Regions from separate parts of the Homo sapiens genome. Here region 2 is linked to region 1. A link is a loop called in an ENCODE intact Hi-C map of the cell type or tissue named here. Cell type or tissue: MCF 10A. All regions are shown on one strand. Region 1 holds the start of LOC101928351 (a long non-coding RNA gene). Region 2 holds the start of IL12A (interleukin 12A).

Region 1 (8,000 bases):
AGCATCCAGGAAAGCTTCATTCATTGTCTTGAGGTGAGCAAGTGGCCACTTGACCAGCTTTCCCACAGGTAGTCAATAGAACTAATGACAGCTGGTCACAGGCACACTCCTGCCCTCGATCCCAAGGCCCTAAAGTGAGAGAACTTCTCGAGAATTTCATTCATTCCAATATTTTTTGGACACCTACTATATGCCTGGCACTGTGCCAGATGCTAGATGGGCAATGGTTGACGTGATACATATGGCCCTTGCTCTCTCACGGAGCATACAATCTAGTGGAGCAAATCAACGTTACAAATCCCACAAATTAGAGGGAAAAAAAAACAGTATGCTAAGTGAATTTAAAGCAGGACCTTATTTAGACAGGGGGCTAAGGAAAAACCTCCAACTTTAAGCAAGAGAGGTGACTCAGGTGAAGGCAGAGGGCTTACAGGTTGAGAAACAGCTTGTGTGAGGGCCCTGAGACAGTTGCAGGCACGAGCTTGGCTTTTCCAGAAAACTCAAAGGCCACCAGTGTGCCTAGAGCTGTGTGAGCAAGATTTTGAGAGGTGCAAAGAAGTCAGGAGGGTAGATCAGGGCCAATAACATAATGCTGGATAACAGCATTAGAGATTTAGGATTTTATCCTAAATGTTGTGGAAAACCGAGGAGTTTGAAACCAAGATGTGACAAAATCTGATTATGTTTTTAGAAGTATTTTTAATTCACAAAGGGTAAGGTTTAATGGAGGGCAAGCCCTTAATTTTTTGTATCACTTTGGGAACTAAATCAAGGAGCATGAAACCATCAAAATGATCGAATCAGGGGCAGCCGGGTGAGTGAGTGGGGCTAAATTTGTGCCATCTGAAATTAGGGTCAAAGTTCTGATGGCTTCAGTTGTAGTGACAGTTCTGCTGCAGAAATCCCGTCTGTCCTTTGGAAAATAAATTTGATTTTAAAAACCTCAAAACATAGCCCAAGTAGCTTAAACCATCAGTACAAGTTTCCACTGACATCTGCCATGCAAATTTGTACTTCTTCAGCCAGTTGCTCTTCCTCACAGTTAACGCTGGAAATCAGAGGCCATGAGAAGAAAGCAAGTGTGGATATTTGGGCATGGTAGATGGTGTTCATTTTCCTAGATTTTAAAAATTTGATTGAAAGTCAAGAGTGAAAACAAACCAACCCTAAAGTCCCTTAGCATCATCTCAGATAAGGGGAGAAGAGAGATGTTGGAATGAGGTAGGTAGGTTTATCTAAGATGCTGAAACTCAGAAGGACTGCTCATTTCTATCTTGACCTTCTTAGTAAATAATAAAAAAGCCCCAGCACTTTCAACAAGTGAACACTTTGTGGGCCCAACTTATGTGTCTGAAAGAGACTCTCTTTGCTATTCACCAGGGAAAACTGGTTTAAATTGGAGGGTTTTAGAAGAGTTGGGATTAATGTGCAGATTGATTTTACTGCGTATGAATCTTCTGTGACTGATGGTTTAACCCTTCTCATTGAGAATGAGTTTACCTGGTGTCATGTGTTGGGAGTAGCATAATTTCCTGATCAGTACCTTTATAATTCTGAAATAATTTACTTCTAAAAGATGAGAAACTTTCTTAATTCAATAGCTTTAGGACAAAGCAAGTTAAGTAACTCAAATGTTTTTGTGACATTTTTCTTTTACTTCAGAAAACTTTTTAGAATAGTGTTTCTTCTACTATTCAGATGACTAAAATAATTTGAATATTTCTTCTGAGAGAATGAAAATGAGAAAGGATGTACGAACAGTCCATGTCGCTGCTTAACTCGCCCTAGAAAAGCTGGTCAGAGAACAGACCTAAGGAAACTCTTTAGTACGAAATTTCATTATAACTAATAGCAATAGCATTTCAGCACTACCTCTGTATTTAAAAAAGAAAAAAGATTTAGGGACCCTTGACAAATTTAATAGCTCCTTAGAGATGATGTTAACAGTTTAGTCATAAATTTTATGTTTCTGTCCTGTGTTCAGTGACATACCAGGAAAACACATTTTCAGAAAAGGTATGCTATGTAAATTCTTTTCATTACTATTTTACGTTATCCTACAAAATAATTTTTTTGAAAATAGAAGCCTGTAATCCCAGCACTTTGGGAGGCCGAGGCGGGTGGATCATGAGGTCAGGAGATCGAGACCATCCTGGCTAACAAAGTGAAACCCCGTCTCTACTAAAAATACAAAAAATTAGCCGGGCACGGTGGCGGGCGCCTGTAGTCCCAGCTACTCGGGAGGCTGAGGCAGGAGAATGGCGTGAACCCGGGAAGCGGAGCTTGCAGTGAGCCGAGATTGCGCCACTGCAGTCCGCAGTCCGGCTTGGGCGACAGAGCGAGACTCCGTCTCAAAAAAAAAAAAAAAGAAAATAGAAACGCTGGAAATATTTTTTTAAATAGTAACTCTGATTTTCATAGTAAATTCAATTTTCATAATGAACTCATGATCTAGTGTGTTTAGTTTTTGAAATGTCCATGATCAATGTAAAAAGAAAAAACAAACTCATCACCTTTACTCTCATTAAATTTCTATAAGGAAGACCTTCAATTGAAATCTAATTTTTTTTTGTTGACTCACCCAATGCTATATATAATATATTATTGTTATATTGTATTGCTGATGTGGAAAACTCATGATATAAAATGAAATTGATATAAAAAGACAGCCATCTGACAGCCTGAAAGTGGGCGGCAGGGGCAGTTTATAACTCAATTCATATTGTAGATTAGGAAATAGAGGCTGACAGCTATGAAGCAGTAGCCCAAGGAAACACACCTAATAAGAAGTGCAGTCAAGTCCAGAACCAGGTCTTTGATTTGATCCAAAATTTTATCAACTCTAGAACCATCAAAGATGGCCTAGATTGCAACTTTGGATGAATTAGCATTAGTGTAACCTTTATATATATATATACATATATATATACATATATACGTATATATATACGTATATATACGTATATATATACGTATATATACGTATATATATACGTATATATATGTATATATACACACACATACACATACATACCAATGTAGCTGAAGATTTATGTATTTATATTACAGTTATTAAAGGTATTATTGAAATGTTAATGAGAAAATGTATCGTACTTTTGACATTTTTTTTTCATAATACTATCCCAAACAGATTAAAAAACACAATAGTCCACTAGAGGGCACCTTTCTTCAACATCACGGTCTGTTCTCTTCCCCAGTACTCTATTAACCTGGTTTTAATCAGCCACTATCGCCTCGGAGCATTGAAAAGCTTTTTTATTGTCAGAGATTCCATGTACTGCTTTAGCAAAATGCATTTGTATTGGTAGGCAAGGCTATCTGTGCTGCTAAGATACCTGGAATGATAAAGGGGAAGCATGACCCTTATTCCCCTACACACATACACGCATGCACACAAACTTTGTGTTAGTTTGAGCTTAGCCCTTCTTGACATGACAACCCAACTTATTTTTATTTGGAAAGTCTTGCCTTAGCCCTGGCAAATTTATACTACTTTTCACTTTTTCTGCCACTGCGTTCTCTGACTCCAAATGCTGGAAAACAGAGAGTAAAAGAGATGGTCTTTAAATGTTGACATAAATTGGGGACGAAACGATGTAGACTTCACCCAGATTTACCTATCCGTCAGTTGCTGTTTTTCTACAGCATGTGAATTTCAGTTACTGTTGGGCATAAAATACTATGGGAAAAATAATAGGATTGTGTCCAATAAACAAGTACTCTGGCAGATTCTATTGAAATATAAAACCATCTCATTATTCTAGAGGCAAAGGGAGGCTGCCTGCTATAGCATTGCCTAATGTATTACATTTCAAACTGTGTCTGTAGAAACCCAGGGTTGCTGGAGATATTTTTAGAGATTAATTTGTACCTATTATATGAGCGGCTAAACATCTCATCCCCAAGCCCCCCAAAAAAAATCAAACTGGAAATTAAAGAGTTGTGAAATGTGAAAATAATTCAGAATACAACTACAAATGAGATAGTCTATGGGACTTTGGAGAAAAGTCCTGTAAAGCTGTGGTAAGAAGAATATAACGTTTCAGCCCAAACTGTAATGATTTAATTCCCTCATAATCTGTGCAAAGTATTTCTCTCAACCCAATTTTTCGACGTCAGCATATTTAATTTATCCTGCCAGGTGAAGTAGTCTTTCACAGTCCTCAAAATCAACGAACTTATAAATATGTGTCATTGACCATGAAGGTGGTAGCTCTGTACTGGCCTTTCTAAAAAATTCATGCCTGTGCATGCCCAAGCAATAAAATTACGCAAGTTGCCCAGAGGCCCAGCTTGGTTCAGTGCCAGGTTAGGATCAGGCACATCTGTTTGGCACAGTCTCTCATCAAGCCTAACAGTCGGTTGTGCAATGACAAGCAAACACCCAATATATCAAATGAGAAGGTACTGTTATAGATTAATGACCTATTGTAAGTTTGGGTACTCTGTCTTATCTTGTTTATAATCAGAAATATGAGTAATTGCTATATATTGTTAGTAAACCAATTTTGAATAAGTTTCTTGCTACTTTGCTTTTAAGATTCTGGACATGTTTAATGAAGAATACGCAGAGATTGCAACATAATCCATTAAAAGAACCATTACCATTTACAACTACTTACTTGTGTGAAACAGGATTCTTTCGATGTGGCACAACCAAACAAAATCTTATTCCAGATGTAGCTTTACATTTAGTTCTATGTAAAGCTATATCTGGAATAAGATTATAACTGACATCTATAAATTCTGCTTTCTCTTTTTTTGTATCACAAACAGCATCATGTTCTCATTGAGAGACACATGAATATAGATTTGAACTCAGAATAATTTTATCCTGATAGAAACATTTGATTGTTTTGCATGTTGGTTTTCATATTGATTTTCATTTTAAAAGCAAATTCTAGTATTTAAGAAAATAGAAGAAAAAGTGACAACCAATTAGTGATTCACACTAATAATTTTCTCAGGAAACTATTTTTTTCATATAATGTGAAATAATAAACATAAGCATAACCAAGGTCAGAATAGTCCAAACTTCTGAGTAAATTAATTTACATAGGTTATAAGACTCTCAGGTAAATTTCTTATTTATAATTATAAGGCTAAAAAATTATAACCTGTCTCATTTTTATTCTTCCCTTACTTTCTATTTTTGGGCCTCAGAGTATTGTTGGAAGTGGAGAAGTATCCTGACACCAGCTGTCCTCTTCTGGGGCTCTGTTCCACATCTATAGTGTGGGAAATGACCTTGACGCAATAGTAGCCTGCAAGTACACTACCAGACATTCTATCCCAGAAGTCACAGGCCAAATTAAGATGTTCAGATCACACAGTTCTTTACCTCTATTTAAAATGCAAGGCAAGAAGCAAGGGAAAGAGATGGGATGAGCTGACTACTTAGGATATGGCACAGGAGTATGGCAGGACCTTGAGTTACACAATATTTATATGTCCAGCCTCTCTGCCACAACAGCCTTTCCTGTTGAGGATATGGTTATGAACCACAGTTGAGGTTTGAGAAAGGATTCCTGTTCCACTTAGACACAAGGTATCTGCCAGTGACACACAACTTGCTTTGTAAGAGACAGAGCCAATTCCCTCTGGCTTCCTCTGTAGCTTGCCTCTTAGCCTGATGAGAAGCTGGGGATTGCATTTACATTTCTTGGGCAGAGGACACATTGGACCAGAATGGGTGTCATCAATGGGAAATCAACATAAAATCTAATGAATGAGGGCCTCATGTGGCTCAGATGATTTAGTGTGTCATGAATATTAGGCGGTTCTTTAGTCTTTTCATCCCTTTCTATGCTTGGCACCTACACACTTGATCTAGGCTTAACAAATCTGCTACTAACTTACTTATTGATATTTAACACATCTCATGAATTCTGACTACAGTAGTCTCCCCCTTGGCCTGCCAGGGATACTTTCCAGGACCCTCGGAGGATGCCTGAAACCGTGGATAGTCCCAAACCCAATATATTATGGTTTTTTCCTATACATACCTATTATAAAGTTTAATTTATAAATTAGGTACAGTAAGAGATTCACAATAACTAATCATAAAATAGAATAATTATAACAATATGCCAGCATCATGGCTCTTGCATTTTGAGGTCGTTATTAAGTAAAGTAAGGGTTACTTGAATACAAGCATTATGATACCAAGACAGTCAAACTGATACTGAGCCAGCTACTTAGTGACTCCTGGGTGTAGAGTGTCCACAGTGTGGATATGCTGGACAAAGAGAGGATTCACATCCTGGGTAGGATGGCACGAGGGTTCATCAGAAGAATGGCACAGAATTTAAAACTTATGAATTGTTTATTTCTGGAATTTTCCATTTAATAGTTTCAAACCATGGTTGACTACAGGTAACTAAAACCTTGAAAAGCGAAACCATAGATAAGGGGGAATGATTGTATGTCTGTTTACTTACTCATTATCTAAATGTAACACATACATTTCACCTGTGTCTTATAAGCTACTACATAGTCATTATCTATACTTAACACACGTTTATGAGTTTCATCCATCTTCTTTTTCTTGTTCATCTGTAGCAGAATTGACTGTTGTCAAATAATACAACAAAGCCCCTACAAAATCTCTTGGAAAGAGATTTCTTACTGGTGCAGCCTCTGATTCCACATCCTTGCCCTAGGGGTTTTAACCTGCAGCAGCTCCAACCAAGCAGCTTTAGGGACCAGATCAAGGCCACCCAGCCATCTGTGCTCCTGTATCTTCCCCTATCGCCACCACAACTTCCTCTTTACTCGACATTAATTTGTAACTTTACTCACCATATCTTCAGTCCCAAGACTGAATGAATGCCTGCCAGACACTCCTGACCCAGTTCTTCTAGCACCTGGCCCTTATTTTCTATTCACCATCATCAGTTTCTCCCTTTGCTGGCTCCTTTCCTGCTGCCCACCTAGACATTTGGGTCTCCCACATCTTAAACATCAGCTACATTGGCAACCTCTCCAAGCTACCAGCCTAATGCTCTGATTTATTAACAAGCTTGTTCACAAACTCTCAACTCAGACCCTCAACTTCTTAGCCACAACCACCCAGCTTCCACCCCTAACACACGACTACTGAAATTATTCCCTTGGCATAACTCGTGACTTCCTAATAGTCCAAATTAATGGCTTCTGGTTGTTTTTCTCCTCCGCGTCCCTGCAGTATTTGAAGAAACTAGGCTCTGTCAGCGTTCCCTCTCTTCTTGTCACTTCTCACTGTGTTAGTTTTCATTCTCTTCTCACTTTGTTGACTATGTCTCCTTTGCATCCCCTTGCTCTCTAAATGTGGGCTTCCTACCCTTATCTGCAGTCTCATTTTCCTTAGTTTCAGTTACCATCGGTCAACTGTGGTGTGAAAATATTAAGCTATTTTGAGAGAGAGACCACATTCACATGACTGTTACTACAGTATATTGTTATAATTGTTCTATTTTATTACCTGTTATTGTTGTTAATCTCTTACTGTGCCTAAGTTATAAATTAAACTTTATCACAGATATGTACGTATGGGAAAAACATGGTATGTATAAGGTTCAGTACTATCTTCAGTTTCAGGCATCCGCTAGGGGTCTTGGAATGTATACCACATGGATAAGGAGGGACTACTGAGTTAGTTTTCTATTTCTGCTATAACAAAGTCTTCCAAATTTAGTGGCTTAAATCAACACAAATTTATTGGTATTATAATATCAAAAGTTGGAAGTCCTAAATGGGTCTCACTGGACTAAAATCAAGGTGTCCACTGAGCTGCATTCTTTCTGGAGGCTCTAGAGAAATATCAGTTTCCTTGCCTTTTCCATCTTCTAGGGACAGCCCACCTTCCTTGGCTTGTGGCCTCTTCTTCCATCTTCAAAGCCAACAACAACATTGGACCAAGCCTTTCTCATACTGCCGTCTCTGGTTCTTTCTCTTATGCCTCCCCGACTTTTACTTTATAAGACCCTTGTGATTATTAC
Region 2 (8,000 bases), 160 kb after region 1:
CCATGCCTGACTAATTTTTGTATTTTTTGTGGAGATGGGGAATCCCTATGTTGCCCAGGCTGGTCTCAAACTCCTGGGTTCAAGCAATCCACTTTCCTTGGCTTCCCAAAGTGCTTGGATTACAGGCATGAGCCACTGTGCCCAGCCCCAAAGGGTTTTAATTGTCTACTTATACATTATAGAGAGAGATCTTACTCTGTTTTCCTGTTTTTACTCAGTATTATATTTTTAATACATATCCATGTTACTGCATGTACATCTAGTCTATTACTTCTAACTGCCGTAGAATACTCCATGAAGTGGATCCCTACATTCCACTCACCCACTCCCCCAGTAATGAGCAGCTACATTGCCTCCAGTTCCCCATCACTACAAACAATGACTTAATGAACATCCTCATACATGTTCCTTTGTGGACCTGTATGAGAATCTCCATAGGATATACACCCAGGGTTAACAGCTGGGTCATGGGTGTGAATATACTTAATCTGGTCAAGGAATGCCAGAATACCCTTCAAAACAGCCATGTCAGCCTACTGGCATGGTGTGATATAATAGATCCTGTAGTCCCCCATTTTCCCAACACTTACCAGTATCCAGTGTTCTCAACTTGTCAGTCTAAGAGGTGTAAAGAGATATCTCATTCTTTTTTTCATTTGCATTTTCTGATATAACTGAGCCTCCAGGTATGCTCATTAGTCTTTGGGGTTTCTTCTCGTTAAATTGCTTATTCATGAGCTTTACGCATTTTTTACTAGTGTTTCTGTCTTTTTCTTGCTGACTTACAAGAGTTCCTTGTTTTTAGACATTGAAAATATTGGTTTTAGACACTGAAAAATATCTTCTCTCAATCTGTCAGCTGTCTGTTCATTTGGTTCATGCATAGAGGAAATGTGTAAAACAGAAATCTTCATTTTTATGTAATCCAATTGATAGGTATTTTGCCTTATGGTTTGGAGCTTTAGAAGTTTTAAAAAAGTCCTTCCCACTTATAAGTGACAAAGACAGTCCTCTATATTTTCTTCTACTACTGTAACAATTTTACTTTTCACATTTGGTCTTTAATTCACTTCCAAATGGATTCACCTCTGTTGTTTTAGATTGGAGTCCAGTTTTATTTTTCATCATACGCTGAACATTTTCTCTTTTTAAAAAAATTTTTTGTAGGGAGTTTTTGCTCAGACTGGCCTTGAACTACTGACCTCAAGCAATTCTCCTGCCTTGACCTCCCAAAGTGCTGGGATTACAGGTGTGAGCCATTATGCCCAGCCCATTGAGTATTTTCTACTAAATATTGCATGTTTTCCTCATTGATCAGGGAATCATCTGTATTATCTTATACTTAATACCCAAATATACAAATCTATCTATAATTTCTCTACTCTGTTTCAATGGTCCATATGCCTGATCTGTTGCAAAGATCACTACTTTAATTTCTATGGCTTTAAATTATGTCCATATGTGATAGGGTTAGTCCCCCTTTTCATTATTCCCTTAGCATTTTTACTTAAGGCCAGGAACAGCAGCTCACGCCTGTAATCCCAGCACTTTGGGAGGCCAAGGTGGGTGGATCACTTGAGCCCAGGAGTTTGAGACCAGCCTAGGCAACAAAACTAGACTCCGTCTCTACAAAATACAAAAATAAAAATTAGCTGGACATGATGGTGTTGCCTGTGGTCCAAGCTACTCAGGAGGCTGAAGTGGGAGGATCACTTTAGCCCAGGAGGTCAAGGCTGCAGTGAGCTGTGACTGTGCCACCACTACACTCCAGCCTGGGTGATACAGTAAAACCATGTCTCAAAAAAAATTTTTTTAACTTAGTCATAGATTTTATTACATCTGTATTTTAGAGTAGGCTTATTATTAAGTTTCTGAGAAAATTTATTTGTAGCTTGTATTGGAATTACATTGAGCATGTGAATTAACGAAAAGAGGCTTAAGCTTTCTATATAGAGAAACCTTCCACCCAAGGGTATAGAATTATTTAATTAAATCACACTATATTCTTGACTGAACTTTAAAATTTTTCTCCAAACACTATTCTGTAGTTATCCAAGCTCATGTAATAATCATAATAACTCTATACTGTAGGTACTTTTATTATCATCATTTAACAGATGAGGAAACTGAGCCCAGAGAGATAAATAACTCACCTAAGAACACACAGCAAGTAAGTAGCAGAACCTGGATTAACATAGTTTAGTCCATACTCTTAGCCATTATACTGCCTCTGTATCTACAGTCAGTTACTTTATAGTTTGGCTGCTTCTATGCATGTCATCTTGTTTTTATTACATTTTCTGATGGATTGTTGCAGATACAAAGAAAATCGGCTGATTTTTTTTAAGTTGATATGTGTATTGCATGATGTTGTTAAATTCTCTTCTTAGTTCTAATAGTCTATTAATTTTTTTTCTTTTTGTATATCAACTGTAAAAAGTGACAGTTTTACCTTTTCTTTTCCAATGTTTAAAGCTCTCATTTCTTTTTCTTTCCTTATAGCATTGGCCGAGACCTCCACGACAATGCTACACACTGTGAAGTAGTGATTGTGAGCTAAGACTGTCACTTATAGAAAAATCATGTATTCCTAGAAGAAGGTTTTCATTTCATCTTAGCTAGAGGACATGGAGCACTTCAGGAAACTATTTCACAAAAATGTAAATTAGAAACTGTGTCTGGTAGCCAATAATCCATTTTTAACAGTGGCCCTGTGCTCATCTAAGCAACAGAAATTACTTTTGTATAGGAGATGGCCCTTCCAGGGGAGAAACAGCTCAGTTGTGATACACTTGTCTTCATCCTGACTTTAAGTACATTTAACTCCACACTAAACCCTTGTGGCCACAACACAGCTCTGCACCTGTCATTTGCTCTAGACAAACTGCTAAACGCAATTGTTTCTGACAATGGATTACTCTGTATCCCGTGGGGGAATTCTCAGACAGCAGCATTAGAAGGGGCCTTAGAGATCAACCATTTCTCTTATTTTACACACACCTAAAACTCCCTACAGCCGTGCTTCATCAGCTTCGAGCAGATGAGCCACCCAGAAGGCAGCTCCAGTTATTAGGTCCTAGGGCCTGGGTGTAGTCAGGCCCTTTGGAAGCTCCAAGTCAGAGATCAAACACATCCTCCCCACTACCCACGCCTAGGGTGACTAATGCCTGTGGGAAAAACAACTGAACTAAAAAGTCCCACAGGAACCTCAAACCCAGCACATCCAAAATGGAACTTCTCACCATCTCCTCCAAACTCAGTCCTCTTATACAGTAATCCCTGTAAAGCTAGAACAATCTCCATTCCCCATTCTCAGGGCCTTCCTCTCCCGCTCACCTGAGGAGCTACCAAGCCTTGGCCCACAAGCCCTCTGAGAGTCCCTCCTGCCCACCCTGTGTTCTCCATACTGAATAAGGACTTGGCCACACCTTGTCAACTCTTCCCTCTGCTCTACTCCTGACCCCTGGATCCATCCTTCATGCTGTGGCTGAAGGGATCCCCCCATCATGCAAATTCTGCCACATCTCCCGCCTAAAACCCAGGAAGACTCCCCACTACTCTCAGCACAGAAAGTACACTCCTTAGTATGGCATCCCCTGCCCTCATGGCATGGCCCCATCCAGCCCTCCAGCCTCACACCCTGCAAGGACACCTAGACCCCCACCTCCCTCAACCCTTCATGACTGCGCTTCTGATCCCTGTTTCCCCTGGCTAGACCCTGCGTGCCCTCCCGCTGGAAGCGGTCTAATGCCTGCTTGTTTTTAACACTCAGGTTGGGGCCCCTGCCTGCTCCCGGGAGCCTTTGCTGACTCCTGGACCCCGTTGCTCCGGCTGAGCGTGGGCTCTTTCTCTAGGTCTTTCCTCCCAGGACTCTGTGTATTCATCCTATCGTTAAACTGGATTCTCTACAAGAGTAATAATTGCAGAGTCAGCCAGCTCTCATCCCTTTTCAGGTTTCAGAAAAGACCTGTGAACAAAACGCCTTGAGTCTGATTTAGTGTGGCAATGCCCCAAGGGTCCTGTTCTCCCTGGGTGTCCTGCACCTGGTGCAACGTCGGCCTGGCATCTAGTGAGCCATCTAAAGGAACGATGATGAGTGAATGATTTGCCTACCCCTTCCAGTACTAGGCTGGAGGTCGTGGTTAGGGCCCATCCCTACGCAGGACATGCAAAGTGGGAGGCACTCCTCTCTCTACGTCGGCAGGGGGCGCTGCACAGCTGCGGGGCGGGGTAGCTTAGACACGGGGCGTCCGGCTAAGGCCGGGGACCCAGGGTGGTGGGCGGGGTGTCCCGCCCGCCTGTGGACCCCGCGCAGTAACTGCGAACATTTCGCTTTCATTTTGGGCCGAGCTGGAGGCGGCGGGGCCGTCCCGGAACGGCTGCGGCCGGGCACCCCGGGAGTTAATCCGAAAGCGCCGCAAGCCCCGCGGGCCGGCCGCACCGCACGTGTCACCGAGAAGCTGATGTAGAGAGAGACACAGAAGGAGACAGAAAGCAAGAGACCAGAGTCCCGGGAAAGTCCTGCCGCGCCTCGGGACAATTATAAAAATGTGGCCCCCTGGGTCAGCCTCCCAGCCACCGCCCTCACCTGCCGCGGCCACAGGTCTGCATCCAGCGGCTCGCCCTGTGTCCCTGCAGTGCCGGCTCAGCATGTGTCCAGCGCGCAGTGAGTACTCAGCCCGCCAGGTCTTTGGCTCGCTCGGGTGCGGAGGGGCGGCTGCTTGGGAAGAGTGGGTAGAAACTCAAGTCTGCCTAAGGAGAGACTGGAACAGCAGCAGCCGTCTCCTGCAAAGAGGAATAAGAATAGGGGTCTCACCGTGTGCTAAATAGGGCATGTCTCTTTTCATCTCGAAACAGCCTGATGAGCTATCATTATGCCCACTTCGTAGAGGAGAAACTGAGGCCCAGCGTGGGAGATTTCCTGCTTTCCTGCCTAGGGTCCCTCAGCTACAAACAGAAGGCAGATCCTAGCCAGTTCTAAAGTCAGGCTTGGCCGGGTGCAATGGCTCACGCCTGTAATCCCAGCACTTTGGGAGGCCAAGGCGGACAGATCTCCTGAGGTCAGGAGTTCAAGACCAGCCTGACCAACATGGTGAAACCCCGTCTCTACTAACAAATACACAAATTAGCCGAGTGTGGTGGTGGGTGCCTGTAATCCCATCTACTCGGGAGTCTAAGGCAGGGAAAATTGCTTGAACTCGGAGGTGGAGGTTGCAGTGAGCCAAAATCGTGCCACTGCACTCCAGTCTGGGCCACAGAGTGAGACTCCGTCTTAAAAAAACAAAAAAAGTCAGGCTTTCTCACTCCACTGTTTTTAAAACACTGGGTCCCAAGTCTGACTCAGCCACTTCACCACCTGGTCTGGGTTTCCCTGATCAAAAACATGTAGGCTTTCTCTGGGTGAGTGTTGGGTTCAACACCCTTGTCCAAGCTCATCTCTAGACCCTCACAGGGAGCTGGCTTCTAGCCCTAGAATAGAGTGGCGCTTTGTAATAACTCGAGTCATCTCTCAGGTGTTGAAGGAAAAGTGTTGGAAATGGGTTGAGGGAGGTGGGTGCCAAGCATGAATGGATGGGTGAAGGTGGCCAGAATGGAGGGAAGGTGGTGCAGGCAGGCCATCCAGGCTGAAGCTCCTCCACCTGCTCCTCTTCCTTCCAGGCCTCCTCCTTGTGGCTACCCTGGTCCTCCTGGACCACCTCAGTTTGGCCAGAAACCTCCCCGTGGCCACTCCAGACCCAGGAATGTTCCCATGCCTTCACCACTCCCAAAACCTGCTGAGGGCCGTCAGCAACATGCTCCAGAAGGTGAGCCTTTCCTGTCCTCTCCACTGTGGACCTGCACCCTCCCTGAGGAAGGGGCCTCTGATCCTCCCCTCTGGTACCTGATGGAACTGCAGAGAAATTGTGGAAGTTCATTAGCAGCTGTCAACAGCAGGAGAGGGAACTTTACAAATGGCCCAAGTGTTAAAGAGTCCTAGTGAAATTGTGTCTCCAGAGAAAGCAAGAGTAGTAATAAATTATAATGATGTTGGTTTTGGCTATGTCTACACTGAGTAAAGTGGATATTTGCAGTGTTCCTGTAGCCTGCCAACAGAGATAGAATTGTGTCAGGTCCACATGGTTTCTCTGGCACCACACCACTGATCAATCCCGGAAATAGTTACTTGGGTGCATACTCTGTGTTGGGGGGCAGGGGTACAAAGATGAAATAGCCTTGTCCCTCCTGCTGCCCACCAGCTTCTACTTGGTGACACAGTTCCTTCTTGGAGCAACACATCTCAGGGAGGACTATGACAGTGCACATGCAGCCTTCATTTTCTAGGGAAGAGTTACCTAATTTTATTTACAGCTTCGTTCTTTTAGGTTTCATATTTTAATGTAAAAAACATTGCCGTTAAAAACTGCTCCAGTAGCTACTGCTGCAAAGGCTAAAGGCTAATGTTTTAAAAGATGTCCTCTGCCTTTCTGCTCTCTAGGAATTTTTTCTTGAGTATTTTCTAGCTTGTTGCCTTAGGAATATCTTAAAATAAGCTCAATGCCACCAAGCCTTCTTAAAGGGCTCCTTTCCCCTTTCAATCTTTCATAATGTGCTGTGCATTGCTCCTCACAATTCAATTAATCTTAATTGGACAGGGGGCTCAAGTGAAAACTGCTTTGTTTCCCGAAGAAAGGTTCAAAATGGGTAACTTTTAGGTGCTCCAATTCATATAGATTTTTTTGTGCAAAAGCTGACACCCCTACTCCCAGATATAGTCCTAAGGGTCAAAAGATTATAGAAATCAATTTAATGTTTTGTACATCATTTGTCAAATTTGCTGTAGTAGAAAACAAATGAGGTAGATGCAAGTGATTCACCGGCCATATCCAGGGCACAGGTTTGTAGAATTTGGGCTATATGTTTATTTTTTAGTTTGATGCCATTCAAAAACCAAACATTTCAATTAAGATTTCAAAATTCTAGCTTCTCTTGAAAAGATCTGAAGAACAACACTGGACTCACACCTCCAAATCTAACTCTTTATAACCTGCTCAGAATAGTGGGGTTGCCCAGGTCTGTTTAAACACCTCCGGGAATAGTGTATTCATTTCCTACTGCTGCTGTCACAAATGTAGTGGGTTTAAATGACACAAATTTATTATCTTACAGCTCTGGGCATCAGAAGTCCAAAATGGGTCCTACTGGGCTAAAGTCAATGTGTCAGCAGAGCTGTAGCCCTTTCTGGAGGCTCTTGGGGAGAATCTGTTGCCTTGCTTTGTCAGGTCTAGAGGCTGCCCACATTCCTTGACTTGTGGCCCCTTCCATTGTCCATACCAGCAATGTCTGGTTGAGTCTTTCTCATGCTGCTCCCTCTGGACTGACCTTCTACCCGCTTCTACTTTTGAGGACACTGCTTACACTGGATTCACCCAGATAATCCAGGATCATCTCTCTACTCTTAGATCAGCTGATTAGCAAATTGAATGTCATCTGCACCTTCATTCCTCTTTGGCAGGTCACATAGCTCATTACCGGGTTCCAGGGATTGGGAGGTGGATGTCTTTGGAGGTGGAGAATTGGTCTAGCTACCACAGAAAGGGATTTTACTACTTGTGCCCAAACGTATTCTGAATTTTCAGGCCTTGCTTCTTGGCTCATGCTGTTACCTCTGTCTGAAATTTCCCTCCTCCATTGTCGACACTTTACTCCTCTTAATGTGGGTGTCCCAACTCTAGGAAGCTTTGCTTCCCTTCCTGCCCCTCCTCAGAAGCTTCATGCCCTTCTCACCATGTCTCACCTACTGATGCCTCCTGGTCATTTGGGCAATTGTCTGTCTCAGCAGCTAAACTTGCAATCCAGGAGGGTATACATGGTCCTCTTCTCTGTCATGTTCTTAGTACCTAATGGAGTGCCTGCCACCCATTAGGCTGTTGAATGGAAAAATGATCGTAATCTTCAATCATACAGTCCTTTACTTCCTAAGATACATTTCATAATTTTACCCAACGGTGCTTTCCAACACA

Evidence for each region. Peaks named below come from ENCODE experiments on the same cell type or tissue, not always from the same donor. Only the 100,000 strongest peaks of a DNase experiment are listed, where the experiment ranks them.
Region 2: it touches region 1 in a loop (4-fold over the local background); 16 of 110 quality-filtered maps call a loop at or near these places.

Annotation. Positions count from the first base shown.
Region 1 is chr3:159,825,459-159,833,458 of GRCh38, forward strand. The region is part of intron 4 of IQCJ-SCHIP1 (IQCJ-SCHIP1 readthrough); the gene reads left to right. The region is part of intron 2 of SCHIP1 (schwannomin interacting protein 1); the gene reads left to right. It overlaps LOC101928351 (a long non-coding RNA gene), which reads right to left and starts at 2,367. Exons shown (of 4, transcript XR_007096144.1): 1 at 1-2,367. In MCF 10A, a CTCF peak has its summit at 3,178 (motif pointing right); DNase peaks (open chromatin) are centred at 3,213 and 4,333.
Region 2 is chr3:159,984,509-159,992,508 of GRCh38, forward strand. IL12A (interleukin 12A) reads left to right here and starts at 4,327. Exons shown (of 7, transcript NM_001397992.1): 1 at 4,327-4,666; 2 at 5,659-5,804. The coding sequence starts at 4,651. IL12A-AS1 (IL12A antisense RNA 1) reads right to left here. Exons shown (of 10, transcript NR_108088.1): 9 at 4,589-4,785. RefSeq lists enhancers at 1,986-3,185, 4,037-4,537, 4,538-5,038, 4,538-4,587 and silencers at 4,098-4,297, 4,368-4,417. In MCF 10A, a CTCF peak has its summit at 4,195 (motif pointing right); a DNase peak (open chromatin) is centred at 4,213.